3 separate regions of the Homo sapiens genome follow, and regions 2 and 3 are each linked to region 1. Evidence: chromatin contacts called from ENCODE Hi-C data. All regions are on one chromosome and are shown on one strand. Each heading gives the region's core, a stretch centred on a gene start or an enhancer-like site at or near the end of the contact. The rest is flanking DNA. Distances are from core to core; before and after follow the strand shown.

What was found. Hi-C counts contacts between places; a loop is a spot of excess contacts on that map. Pooled maps may share reads with other maps.
Region 2: a loop to region 1 is called in a map with no recorded cell type, with 28 times the contacts of the local background. The contact joins two enhancer-like sites. A Hi-C loop is called at or near these places in 2 of 37 single-sample maps with no recorded cell type and 3 of 50 pooled maps.
Region 3: a map with no recorded cell type shows a loop between it and region 1 (5-fold over the local background). The contact joins two enhancer-like sites. A Hi-C loop is called at or near these places in 3 of 37 single-sample maps with no recorded cell type and 3 of 50 pooled maps.

Annotation. Positions count from the first base shown.
Region 1 is chr6:14,727,107-14,731,792 of GRCh38, reverse strand. No RefSeq gene overlaps it. Among named protein-coding and RNA genes, the nearest start is that of LINC01108, 440 kb to the right of the region's middle. RefSeq lists an enhancer at 167-1,366. Within about 2 kb of position 3,076, at least 12 of the 41 ENCODE cell types and tissues checked have a DNase peak (open chromatin) inside an H3K27ac peak, as active enhancers do.
Region 2 is chr6:15,899,046-15,903,311 of GRCh38, reverse strand. No RefSeq gene overlaps it. Among named protein-coding and RNA genes, the nearest start is that of LINC02543, 94 kb to the left of the region's middle. RefSeq lists enhancers at 893-952, 1,453-1,732, 1,913-2,002. Within about 2 kb of position 1,736, at least 4 of the 41 ENCODE cell types and tissues checked have a DNase peak (open chromatin) inside an H3K27ac peak, as active enhancers do.
Region 3 is chr6:16,202,194-16,206,848 of GRCh38, reverse strand. It overlaps the pseudogene RNU6-1114P. Among named protein-coding and RNA genes, the nearest start is that of GMPR, 34 kb to the left of the region's middle. RefSeq lists enhancers at 815-1,024, 1,235-1,324. Within about 2 kb of position 1,339, at least 9 of the 41 ENCODE cell types and tissues checked have a DNase peak (open chromatin) inside an H3K27ac peak, as active enhancers do.

The DNA.
Region 1 (4,686 bases), core at 1,827-4,326:
TAAAGTATATTTTTCAAAGGTCTTCACTTTCAGAAACTTGACCTTTTTCCAATTTTAAAAAATGATACAAGACCTTATTGTCTTCTACCCTCTTACCTCAACATATTGCACAAAGGCTGCACAGATCAGAGCTGGAAACTGTCTACCTGTTTTCCATGGTGACATCCTCTGTAGTCTCAGCTTATCACTGACGACCTTGGGCGAGTCTTGAGGCCTCCGTCTCTTCATTTGTAAAATGAGAGACTGGAACTAAAGCAACTTTAGCCTGAAACATTGGTAACCATGACTCCTCTTTTTCTTCACTGGTTTTTTAGACTCCAAGATGATGATTAAGGTGGGCCCTAATCCAATCTGACTGGTGTCCTCGTAAGAAGAGAAGATGAGGACACAGACAAACACAGAGGGAAGACTGTGTGAGGGCACAGGGAGAAAATGACTCTCTACAACAAGGAGAGAGGCTTCAGAATAAACCAATTCTGCTGACACCTCTCAAACTTCTAGCCTCCAGAAGAGTGAGGAAATCCATTTCTGTTGTATAAGCCACCCAGTTTGTGGTGTTTATTATGGCGGCCCTAGCAAGGGAATACAGAGGGAGACAGGTTCAGACATGTAAAGCGAGCCTTTAAAAGACACCACGTGCACCAGTGGAGCCCCAGGCCCAGGCCCCACAGACCTTGCCTCCTGGTCCAGTCCTTACTTTATCTCAGGATGTGACATTGCGTTTCTTATGGAAAAGATCTCACTAACCTACTTCATTTAGGAATGCAATTTAATTGGCAACTCAACGGTGATGTCGCTTCTTTTGCCATTTTTCTGCAACACCAAAGGAAAAAATTTTAAGCCAGCTTTTTTTAGCTGCAAAGATGACAAATGTTATCAACAATATCCAACCAGAGTATATTTTCATCCCTTTTCATCCCGTCACGATAAGCCAGAAGTATTTGTTGCCAGAAATGGAAAACAGCTTGTTCATCAGCCAGATGATCGCAGTGCTCAGAAGTTCCACTCGTTTGCCATGTGTGAAAAGTTAAGAATTGAAAACAGACAGGCTTGCTCTGCTTAAACCGTGAGTTCTGTGAAGCAAGAGAAAGAGAAATTTGGATACTAGGAGAAGAGTTGTGAGATGGTTTCGACGGCAAAGTGAACAGGGCCTTTTCACATTATTCTGAGATGGGACCTCTGGGTTGATTTGATAGTGGATATGACTGTTCTCTAATTGGCTAGAAGATGAGTCTAAAGTTACCAACCACCGGAGGATACTTTTGTGTTCTAGAACAAATTCCAATGTCCTACACAAATGTGATGCTGGGGACTTCTCTGTTACCTGACACCAAATTTCCTAGACATTTCCATTATACTTCCTCTTCCTGATTATCTTGAGTGGGAAATCTCCATGAGTTCTTAGTAGAAGGCAGAAGTATACAGTGGACCTGGGCCTTCATTAGAAACCATGAGACTTCAAATGAGAGCCTGAATTATTCCTTTATGTTTTCATTTATGTGAGAAAATAAGGGATATTGTTGACTTTTTATGAGATTAAGTTACCCAGTTATCCATCCTATTATTATAAGTTTTAGTGTTTGCAAAGAGATTTCTGATCGTTTTTATTAGTCTCTTTGTAATAGCTTCAGGGACTTTTTGACAAAAGAGAGAACCATTTTAAGCAGTAGAAATGTAGGCTTACAGAGGTCAAATGGTTAATTTGAGATTGCCCAGCAAAACAAAACAATACGAAAAAGAACACCTGAAGAAAAATCAAGATTCATACTCTGGGCTGTAATTACCATTCTGTAGGTTTCCGGAAGCTCATATAGTCACATTACATTTTGTTCATGTCGTTAGAAATCATTTGCAGTTCAACACTTAGATTCCCTCCTGTGTTTGATTTGCAAGGTCTTGGAAGTTAACTTGAACTCAAGGATTTGTCTACCTAAGAGAGGCAAATAGAAAAACCCCTAAAGCCACCTGACCTGATTCTTCTTTGTTAAGACCAGCTCAGAATAGAGTGAAATAAGCAAGCTGCAGAAAGACAATGCTACGTTGAGTTCCACTTCCTCTTGATAAATTCAGAACAGCCAGTCCATCTTAAGGGTGGATGTTTTTAGCAGCAGGGAGTGGTAGTTGGATGGAGGCAAGCGGATGGAAAGGAGGAGAGAGGAGAAGAGAGACAAACTCAGGTGCCCCAGAAAAGTCCACTTTCTCCGTCCCCATTCAGGCCACCTTCATCTTCCCCCACCCTCTGCTGGCCTTTCTGGGGGCTCAGGTTTTGAGCTGACTGAGCCCTCAGCGGGAGACCACAACGCATTTTCAGATGAAAGGACAACCCTGAAGGTACCTATTACATGTCTGTGAGCAGAGAAACAAAGGCCCGGCTGCTGACACCCTCCCACTAACTTGAGTTTTAATGGTAGGTTTGATTTCCTCACGCTTAGCTGAAAGAAAGGGAAAAAACTAAGCGGAAAGAACGAGGGTGTGGGTATCTGTGGTGGTGGGGAAACGACAGCTGTTGTATTCATGGTTAATCAGGTGTGTCTGGCTTTGTGTCGCATCTGTCTGCTACTGTTGCCAGGCCACATGTGAAAGGGAACCGAGGGGAAGGGGCCATTCATGTTCAAAGCCAGTAGCACTGACCTCTGCCTCGTTCTCTTCAGGGTAGGAAAGCTTGTCTATTTAACTTTCCCTATTATAGGAAGCTGTAATTCTACTCTATTAGCCCACCCTAACCATTTTGGCCTGACAAATGCAAGCTGCATCCAGAATGCCATAAATCTGCATGGGAAGGAGTCCTCCTCCCTCCTTCCCATTTTTTTCCTTTGGGGTTCGGTTCGATTTGTCAAACAAGAGAAAACCAGCAAGAGAGAGAAAAATGAGAACTCAGGGCATCTTGGTTCACCTTCCATCTTAAATGGGCCTAGGGACCGAGATGGGGGCTGGGAGGCACCCCAAGGTCAAGCCTGGAGCACTGGTTCCCCCTCCAGATCTGTTTATCTCACGAGTCCCACATGCGTGTGGTGATTGCGTCAGACCTTAGTCATCTCCCTGGCACCAAATCCTCCTCCTGGATCCTTGATCCCCCTCCTCCTTCTCTGCCCACATACAGAGGGACCATGATGGAGGAGGGGAGGCTTCTGGCTTCTCCTGGAGCCAGGCCTGTGTTCTAGATATTGCTGGCCCAGGCCTGCCAGGCACGACTCTCCTCTCTGGCATATGGAGAAACAGCTGAAATGGAAACAACCCCCAATGCACCACATTGCACTAAAGCTTAGCGTCAGAGTTCAAAGGACTACTCCAATTGGAGATCAAACTGATCCCTCCCACTGTGGCCTTTTTTGAGGGGGTCCATCACAACCCTTCGGGGGTGCTTTTCTCCAGCACTTCCGCTTCAGGGCCAGCCCTTGTGTTTCTTGGAGTAAATGATTGCTGTCAGCATTTCCAACACCATGGAGTTCTGGCTCCAACTTTGGCTTCCTGGAGAATGGGCCATCATAGACTTATTACAGGGTTCAGAAGAGCTTGCCATCTGCAATCTATTTTAGTTGTCACTGCCTCTTAAAATAGGCACTAACTTTTATCCCATCACATTAATTCCTCTCATGTTGAGGCTAGAGTCGAGCTTTTGGGGTGTGTGTATGCACGTAACTATCTTTTTAAAATCAGAAGGGTTATTTTCCTAAGACATGGGTTATCAGCAGCACAGCTGAGTTTCCTCTTTCTACTGGCCTGTGCTGATGAAGTTGGTTGCGTTATTGACCTGCAGCTTTGGGGTCAGAATGCTTTTGGTTCCCTGATGTAGAAGGACATTGCAAAACTATCCCAGTGCCCTGTGCACTGTCTTTCTCTCTCTGATACTCCCCAGATCTCCAAATTTTAATGGTGTCAATAGACATAACTCATGCTCCTGCTAGAAGCCTAGCACCCTGCTAGGCTCTGTGAGGACTTTGAGAATTTGTCATCTTGTGAGACGCCATGAATAATGCAAGAAATAGCAAAACAGGTCTGAAAATGAAGTCTAACTAAAAAGTGTACAAATCCTAAGTGTACAGCTCTATGAATTATTACTAAGTGAATATGCTCACGTAACCATCACCTAGATTAAGAAACAGAACATTACCGCCACTGGAAACTTCTTAAAGTTCTACCTAGGTGGACACCTTGTTATATCTAAAACAATTCTACAACGTGATTGGGAGTGAGATTTAGTTCTTAATTATGTGGCTATGGAAATGTAGATTTTGAAAGGTTCCCATTGGCTGGAAGAGATTTGCCCATGGGAAGATTTTGAGTATGCCCTGGGCTGGCCTGCTGAAGTTGAACTTTAGAGAACCCGGGCGGGCTGGCTGTGCAATGCTCTTGGCTCCAGAGAAGGACATGCAAGATTCTGGCATCCTTTTTAAAAAAATTGTGGTAAAATATACATAACATAAAATTAATCATTGTAATCATTTTTAAGTGTGCAGCTCAGCAGTGTTAAGTACAGATTGTTGCGCAATGATCACCACCATCCATCCCCAGAGCTCTTTCATCTTGAAAAACGGAAACTCAATACCCATTAAACAGCAACTCCCTATTTCCCTCCACCCCCATACCCGGTAACTACCATTCTACTTTCTGTCTTTCTGAATTTGACTACTGTAGGTACCTCACAGAAGTAGAATCATGCCATATTTGTCTTTTTGAGACCGTTTT
Region 2 (4,266 bases), core at 487-2,986, 1.2 Mb before region 1:
CTTTCCGGAGGTTTAGAGAAAGGATCTGCTTCATGTCTTTCTTCTAGCTCCTGGTGGTTGCCAGCAATCCCTGGCATTCCCTGGCTTGTGGCAGCATCACTCCAACCTCTGCCTCTGTCTTCACATGGCCTCCTAACCTGTGTGCATCCTCTGTGTCTGTGTCCACATTTTCCTCTTTTTCTAAGGACACCAATTATTGACTTTAGGGCTCAACCTAATCTAGTATGACTTCATCTTAAACTTAATAAAGATCCTATTTCCAAATAAGGTCACATTCACAGGTTCTGAGTAGAAATGAATACTGGGGAGAGACTATTCAACCCTACGGCAACCTTAAGAAGCCGTTTAACCTCTCTTAGTCTCAGCCTCTTTATCTGTACCACAAAGCATTCTTGTGAGGATGAAATGAGAAATCCAGTGAAAACAGTTCAGCATCAGCTTTGGTAGTCCAAAATGTTAGCTGCTATTGCTGCTAACCTGTCATCATCATCATCTTTCTTCTTCATCTTCATCAGCCACTAGAATTATTATTTTTTGAGACAGAGTCTTGCTCTTTTTGCCCAGGCTGGAGTGCAGTGGCACCATCTTGGCTAACTACAATCTCTGCCTCCCGGGTTCAAGCTATTCTCCTGCCTTAGCCTCCCAAGTAGCTGGGACTACAGGCACCCACCACCATGCCCAGCTAATTTTTGCATTTTTAGTACAGACGGGTTTTCACCATTTTGGCCAGGGTGGTCTTGAACTCCTGACCTCAGGTGATCCGCCCACCTCGGCCTCCCAAAGTTCTGGGATTACAGGCATGAGACACCACACTGGCCAGTCACTGGAATTATAGGAGCTATGAGAGACAAAAGGGACAGCTCACAGTCTCCACTCCCAAGTAGGTTCTGGTTTAGCTGTGGACACTCCACTAACATCCCTTACAGGCTAAAGTGCTGAGTGCTATGGTTAGGACTGCCAAGGAAGAGGAGGCCAGGGTGGATGTCACCTGAGTGGACAGCACAAAAGGCACCCAACACAAGTAAGTTTTTTTTTGTTTTATTTTATTTTAGCCAGGGTCTCGCTCTGCTACCCAGGCTGGAGTGCAGTGGCACAATCATAGCTCACTGCAGCCTCAACTTCCTGGGCTCAAGCAATCCTCCCACTCAGTGTCTTGAGTAGCTACGACTACAGGGGGGTGCCACCATGTCTGGCTAATTTTTTAGTTCTTGGAGAAATGGGGACTCACTAATATGCCCAAGCTGGTCTTAAATTCCTGGGCTCGAGTACATCTCTTGCCTCACCCTCCCAAATTGTTGGGATTACAGGCATGAGCCACCATGCCCAGCTTTGAAAGGATTCTTAGGAGCAACATGGACCCCAACGGAGCTATGACTCACTGCCTTGAAGGGAGTGGTCTCTTCATTTCCATGCCATGAAACGTGCTCAAGGGCACACAGTCATATCACTCCTGAAGCTGAGATGCTTTCACTTCTCCTTGAAGAAGCATATCTCTAACCAAAATAACATTGCCTGTCATTTTGGTGAAACATCTTTGAGGTTTTGAGCTCATGGGAGTCCCAGGGGAGGAGAAACGTCTGACCTTCTTTACTAACCTTAAAGTCTCAGACAAAAATCATAGGTGGAGCTCTTCCCATCTGAATTTGCAATGCCTGTACAAAGTTAGCTGCCACGTGAAAACTATAAAGTGTGTGTTAGAATGTTTCTACTGTTAGAGTAGATAGGCAGATATGAGCAGGGCAGGAGAGGGCACCCCCAGGAGTGTCAGGTGACCATCAGGTGATGATCAGGCGGTTGTTAAACTCTCTCTGAAATGATAATTGGTCACAGCCGGCACCAGGCAAAGACAGGCTCCCAGTAGATAGAAAATACCTGGAGCTGGTGATCAGCAGCTTCTCAATAAGAGTTCAGGGGTTGGACAAGCAGGCCCAAGCATGCACACTAAGAGGCAAAGTGGCAGGTATATGACCTTCACCTGGGAACAGTCGACCGGTAAAGGAAAATTGCCCCTAGAGAGCATGCGCGCAACTGCAGTAAAATAAACTATGCACGCAGTCACCCTCCCAAGTGCTGAGCAACACTGTGCATGTGGTGGTTGAGCAACAGCCCGCCCCAAGGGAAGGATCAAGGGAGGAGAAAAGAAAGCCCCAAAATCATGCCAATGTATAAATCCCCAAGTCAAAGGCTGAATGGGGCGGTTGGCCTCTCAAGTTGCCAGCTTGGCCTTTTTCCATATGTACTTTGCTTCCTTTTGCTTCTGCTCTAAAACATTTTAATAAACTCTCATCCCTGCTCTAAAACTTGCCTCAGTCTTTCCCTTTGCTTTAAACCTGTGTCTGCCCCTCAGCAGAATTTTTTCCTCCAAGGAGACAAGGATCGAGTTTGCTGCAGATTTGTGTGAATTCCACCACTGGTAACACTACCACTGCTGGAAAGCTTGAGATGTTGCGTGCAAGAGACCTAGAGTCAAAAACATCCATTGTTGGCTGGGCTCACGCCTGTAATCACGAGGTCAGGAGTTCAAGACCAGCCTGGCCAAGATGGTGAAACCCCATCTCTACTAAAAATACAAAAAAACTTAGCCAGGCACGGTGGCGGGCGCCTGTAATCCCAGCTACTCAGGAGGCTGAGGCAGAAGAATAGCTTGACCTCGGGAGGCGGAGGTTGCTGTGAGCTGAGATTGCACCACTGCACTCTAGCCTGGGCAGCAGAGCAAGACTCCATCTCCAAAAATAAAAATAAAAATAAAGTACATTGCTAAAAACCATACTTTGGAGCACTCAGTGGCTGTTTAATTGAGAGTGCAATTGGGATTTCCTTTTTTCTAACCTTTCCATGTGGAGAGGACTCTGGAAAAATAGTGACTGCTGGCCTGTGCATGTACACGTCTGAAGTGTACTGCTGAAGTAACTAGCTTTCTTTAATCTGCAGAAGACCTTGCCTTTCATACTGGTATTATAAATAAGATGAATTCTGTTCATCAATAAGTAGGGACTTAAAGACAAAATTGTTCCTTTAATAATAGATCCGCTGGGCAAAAATAATCTGATTGGCTTCTTTGATATGAGATGAAAGATAAATTGATTCATGTAAATGTGTTTCCCTTTGGAGAGTACTCCAGTGCACTGAGTTGGGGCACAACATGATATAATTAATAGTTGTCATAGCAATGGGTTATATTGCTAAAATCCAGATGTGAGTTGGCTATTAGGGTTTCACAACATGTATGGAGGCTGGATTTATAGACCATCCCATAAAACTTCCATACATCCAATGTATCTATACTAAATAGTCTTAGCTTACATTCTTGGTCCTCTAAGCAGAAATCAAATGCCTGATCATATCACTGGAATTTTCTAGAAGTGTTTGGAAATTAAATTCTTCCCACTGAATGGTCAGGTCATGTATCCTGATGTTCTTTTTGAAACTGCAGCTGCTGTAATCCTTTGGTATGGTGAGGAAGATGAGCAGATGAAGAAGAGGGAGAATATCTCTTTCAAAAGCCCCTGGCAAATTTTTGTTTGCTCGGTTTTTTTGTTTGTTTGTTTTGTTTTGTTTTGTTTTTAAGACAGAATCTTGCTCTGTCACCCAGGCTGGAATGCAGTAGTGTGATTTTGGCTCACTGCAGCCTCCACCTCCTAGGTTCAAGAGATTCTCATGCCTCAGCCTCCCAAGTAGCTGGGACCACAGGAATATGCCACCACACCTGGCTAATTTTTGTAATTTTAGTAGAGACGAGGTTTTGCCATGTTGGCCAGGCGGGTCTTGAACTTCTGACCTCAAGTGATCTGCCTGCCTCCATCTCCCAAAGTGGTAGGATTACAGGTGTGAGCCACTGCACCTGGCCGTTTTTTTGAGAAAGGGTCTTACTCTGTGGCCCAGGCTGGAGGCAGTAGTGTGATCAAGGCTCACTACACAGTTGACTTCCTGGGCTCAAGCAATCCTCCCACCTCAGCCTCCCCAGTAGCTGGAATTCAGGCGCATACCACCATGCATGGCTAATTTTTTGACTTTTTGTAGAGATAGGGTCTCTCTATGTTGCCCAGGCTGGTCTCGAACTCCTGGGCTTAAGTGATCCTCCTGCCTCAACTTCCCAAAGTGCTGGGATTATAGGCATGAGCCACTGCACTCAGCCTCCATGGCAAATTTTTTAAAAGATAAAGGATCTTCTCCTGCCCTATCTTCTATATCCTTCTCCTACTTCCTAGTAAAAATAATATAACAATTAATGATGATAAGAGCACTAGTAATAATAAGAGTGATGAT
Region 3 (4,655 bases), core at 90-2,589, 1.5 Mb before region 1:
TGTGTCACATCCTGTCTGGACCTCAGGGTTTCTGGAAGAAACAGAAAATAGGATTCAAATAGCCAGGCTTCCGGTCTGGAATAAGGATGCTGTGGTGTAGTGTGCTGTGTTTACCACTAGAGGGCACCTTTTCCCTTGCTTTGGAATCGAGTTTTTCAGAAACTGGAGTTTGCAATCCTCTGTATCTGTCCCTGTGTCCACACGTTAGTAAATTTTTGGTGGCTCAAATGAAATGCTCTTCCCGTACAACAATGGCACTCTGCAATCCTTAACAGATGTGATTGCTGATGGGGATAGTTACAATTCATTCTAGTCAATTAAGAGGAAATTGATGAGGGTGATACTGCCCAGGGGTGAGCAGAAAGAAGTCTAAATGTTTGGATTGGAAAAGGACTAAGAAGAGCTAATACCCTATGCTTTGGTTGTCTGCTTTAGAAGGAAAGCGTTCAGAATAATAATATGATTTAACAAGACAAATAGGGCAGACATATAGGATAAGCCTCATCCTACACAGGTGTGTAGCTAGCAGCCACCTGGTACATTCAAATTCTACTGAGGAAGAAAGGCAGACAAATACTGGGTTTAAAATATCTATCTGGCCAGATTCAGTAACTCAGACCTGTAATTCCAACACTTTGGGACACCAAGGTGGGTGGACCACTTGAGCCCAGGAGTTCAAGACCAGCCTCGATAACATGGCGAGACTTCATCTCTACAAAAAGTACAAAAATTAGCCAGGTGTAGTGGCACACACTTGTAGTTTCCACTCTTTGGGAGGCCAAAGCAGGAGGATTGCTGGAGGGTGGGAGGTGGAGGCTGCAGTGAGATGTGTCACATCACTGCACTCCTGAGGCACTGGGCGGGGCTCAGCAGCTTGTTACAATGTTTATTTTAATTAGATTCTAGCAATTGCAGCCTGTGCAGTGTAGATGTCCTAGGGCTGCCATTGTCTGCCATTCAGGGAACTTGGAATTAGAGCTCTTTGCAGAGATCTTGTGGGCATTAGGGAGAGGAGAAGAGGGGATGGAGTTATGTTTGAAAGTATGAGGAGCCAGTGGAAAAGCTAGGTTCTTGACTATGCCTGATTGGCCAATGACATGGCCACAGTTTGGTAACTGGCTGTGCAGATCCAGATTCTGGGTAGCAACAGCCCTGTACATCTGGCAACACTATGGCGTGTCTCTGTGGCAGCTTATTTTGAGCGTCACGGCTATTACCCAGAGTCAGGAGTAATGTCTTTCATTCTGAGACATCTAAACCCCCAACCACAGGCATGTTTTCTTCCAGGGCAGAGGGCAAATGCAATTACATCTGTGACCAATTTGCACAGCTGGGAGCTCAGCCTCCTGACAGAAACATTTATTTGAGATTCAAGTCTCTAGGGAGCTGGGTCACCAGACAGGAAGTAAGGTCCAGCAAGCATGTGTTGTCTACTATGTGAATGCTTGTTAGGCTGGGCCAGGAGAACAAAACAAAACAACACAAAATGTCAACTTAAGCTTTTAGAAGCAAAAAATCAGCCTTTTCTGTCTACAAACCAGGTTTCTCAGGGCATAGAGGAAAATAAGAATATCCAAATAAGACGGTTGCCATTGACCCCAGTACAAACATAGCATGCACATGGGACATGGAACTCGTGGAAGGGGCAGCTGCCTGGGAGTCAAAGTCCTGGTTTCCAGTTGTGGTTCTACCACTGTGAACTGTGGCATCCTGGGCAAGTCACTTTGCTCAGGCTTTTTATTTTGCAGGATTTTTGTGTCATTCTTGCTCAGAGGCCATGGTAGTCTTCTCCGTATCATTCCAATTTTTAGTATATGTGCTGCTGAAACGAGCACTTTTTTCTTTCTTGCTTGCTTGCTTTTTTTTTTTTTTTTTTTTTTTTTTTTTTGAGACTGGGTCTCACTCTGTCACCCAGGCTGGAGTGCAGTGGTGCGATCACAGCTCACTGCAGCTTTGACCTCCCAGGCTCATGCAATCCTTCCATCAGCCTCCCCAGTAGCTGGAACTACAGGCCTTTTCTGGAGCTGGAAGATAAAGAAAACCAACATGAAAGCATTGAATAGACAAATCCAGAGACCAGCCTAATGATTCTATTTAGTATTTACCCACAGGACAATGTCTCTGGATTGTATTTATTTATATTGTCTCCCAATGGCTTTATTGAGACATAATTCACAGATCATACAATTCACCAATTTAGAATGTACAAGTCAGTGGCTTTTCATATATTCATAGAGTTGTGCAGCCATCATCACACCAATTTTAAAACATTTTTATAACCCAAAAAAGAAACCTGCCACACTCCTTATTTATCAGCCATCACTCCTCAGGGCCTTCCCTGATTCCTTCCAGCCTTAGGCAACCAATGATCTACTCTCTGTTTCTACAGATTTGCCTATTCTGGACATTTCTTATAAATGGAATAATACAATATGTTGTCTTTAGTGACTGGCTTCCTTCACTTAGTGACTGATTTCCTTCACTTAGCATAATCTTTTCAAAGTTCATCCATACCGTAGCATGTATCAGTACTTCGTTTCTTTTTACTTCCAAAAAGTATACAATTATATGGAAATACCATACTGTGTTTATTCATTTGTCCATTGATGGACATTTGGGCCGTTTCTACCTTTTAGCTCTTATGAACAATATTCTGTGAACACTGGTGGACAAGTTTATGTGTGAACATATGTTTTCATTTCTTTTGGGTATATACCTAAGAATAGAGTTGCTGGCTCATACAGTAACTTTGTGTTTAACCTTTCATGTAACTGCCAGACTGCTTTCGAAGGCAGCTGCACCACTTTATTTTATTTTAAAAAATATGTTTATTTTAGATTCAGGGAGTACATGTACAGGTTTGTTACATGTATATATTGCATGATGCTGATTTGGGTTTCTGCTGAACCCATCACCTAAATACTGAACATAGTACCTAACAGGTAGTTTTTCAACCCTTGCCTCCCATCCTCATTCACCACTTTGGAGTTCCCAGTGCCTATTGTTCCCATCTTTATGTCCATGTGTACCCAATGTTTAGCTCTGACTTATAAGTGAGAACATGTAGTATTTGGTTTTTTGTTTCTGTGTTTAATTCACTTAGAATAATAGCCTCCAGCTGCATCCATGTTGCTGCAAAGGACATGATCTCATTCTTTTTTATGGTTATATAGTATTCCATGGAGGTGCACAATTAATTATATATTCCAATGAGCAGTGTATGAGAGTTCTAATTTTGCCACTTCCTTGTCAATACTTGTTATTTCTGTTTCATAAAAATTTTAGCCATCTTAATGGGTGTGAGATGACATTTAATTATGGTTTTGATTTGCATTCCCTGATGGCTAATGATGTTGAGCATCTTTTCATGCACTTATTGGCCATGCATTTATCTTCCTTAGAGAAATGTCTATTTAGATTTTTGCCCATTTTTTAGTTATTTGGTGTTTTGGTGTTGAGCTGTGATACGTGTAATATTATCTGCACATTTTTTCTCTTATTCATTGTAGGCTTGTCTCTTCATTTTCTTGATGGTGTCTTTGGAAGGACAAAAGTTTTTTAGCTGAATTGTGTGCAATTAATCTATTTTTTTCTTTAATTGCTCATGCTTTTGGTGTCATATCCAAGAAACCATTGTCAAGTCCAAGGTCACGAAAATTTACACCCCTGTTTTCTTCTAAGAGTTTTATTGGATTAACTCTTACGTTTTGGTCTTTTCTCTATTCTGAATTTGTACACATTGTGAGACAGGTCCAGCTTCATTTTTTTTTTTTGACATGTGTATATCCAGTTGTCCCAGGATCATTTGTTGAAAAGACTATTCTTTCTCCACTGAATGGTCTTGACACCCTTGTTGAAAGTCAATTAACTGTAAATGTGAAAGTTTATTTCTGGACTCTCAATTCTACTACACTGATCTATATACATCTACCCTATGCCAGGACCACACTATTTTGATTACTATGGCTTTGTACACATGTTGAAGTTGGGAAGTGTGACTCCTCCAATTTTGTTCTTTGTTGAAGATTATTTTGTTTTTTCTGGGTTTCTTGAATTTTGATATAAATTTTACAATTAACTTGTCAATTTCTGCAAAGAAATCAGCTGGGATTTTGATAAGAATTGCATTGAATCTATTGAATAACTTGAGGGTGTATTGCCATTTTAACAACAATAAGTCTTTTTTTTTTTTTGATTCAGAGTCTTGCTGTGTCATCCAGGCTGGAGTGCAGTGGCACAATCTTGGCTCACAGCAACCTCGGCCTCCTGGGTTCAAGCGATTCTCCTGCCTCAGCCTCCTGAGTAGCTGGGATTACAGGCACCCGCCACCACACCCAGCTAATTTTTTGTATTTTTAGTAGAGACGGCGTTTCACCATATTGGCCAGCGTGGTCTCGAACTCCTGACCTCAGGTGATCCACCCGCCTCAGCCTCACAAAGTCCTGGGATTACAGGCATGAGCACTAAGCCTGTGTATTGATCTTTTATCCTAAAACCTTGCTTAAAAATTTATTCATTTGAGCAGTTTTTAAATGAATTCCTTAGGTTTTATTTTTTCTTGTTAATTTTTTCTTTTTAAAATGAGATGAGGTCTTCTTATGTTGCCCAGGCTGGTCTTGAACTCCTGAGCTCAAGCGATCCATCCACCTTGGTGC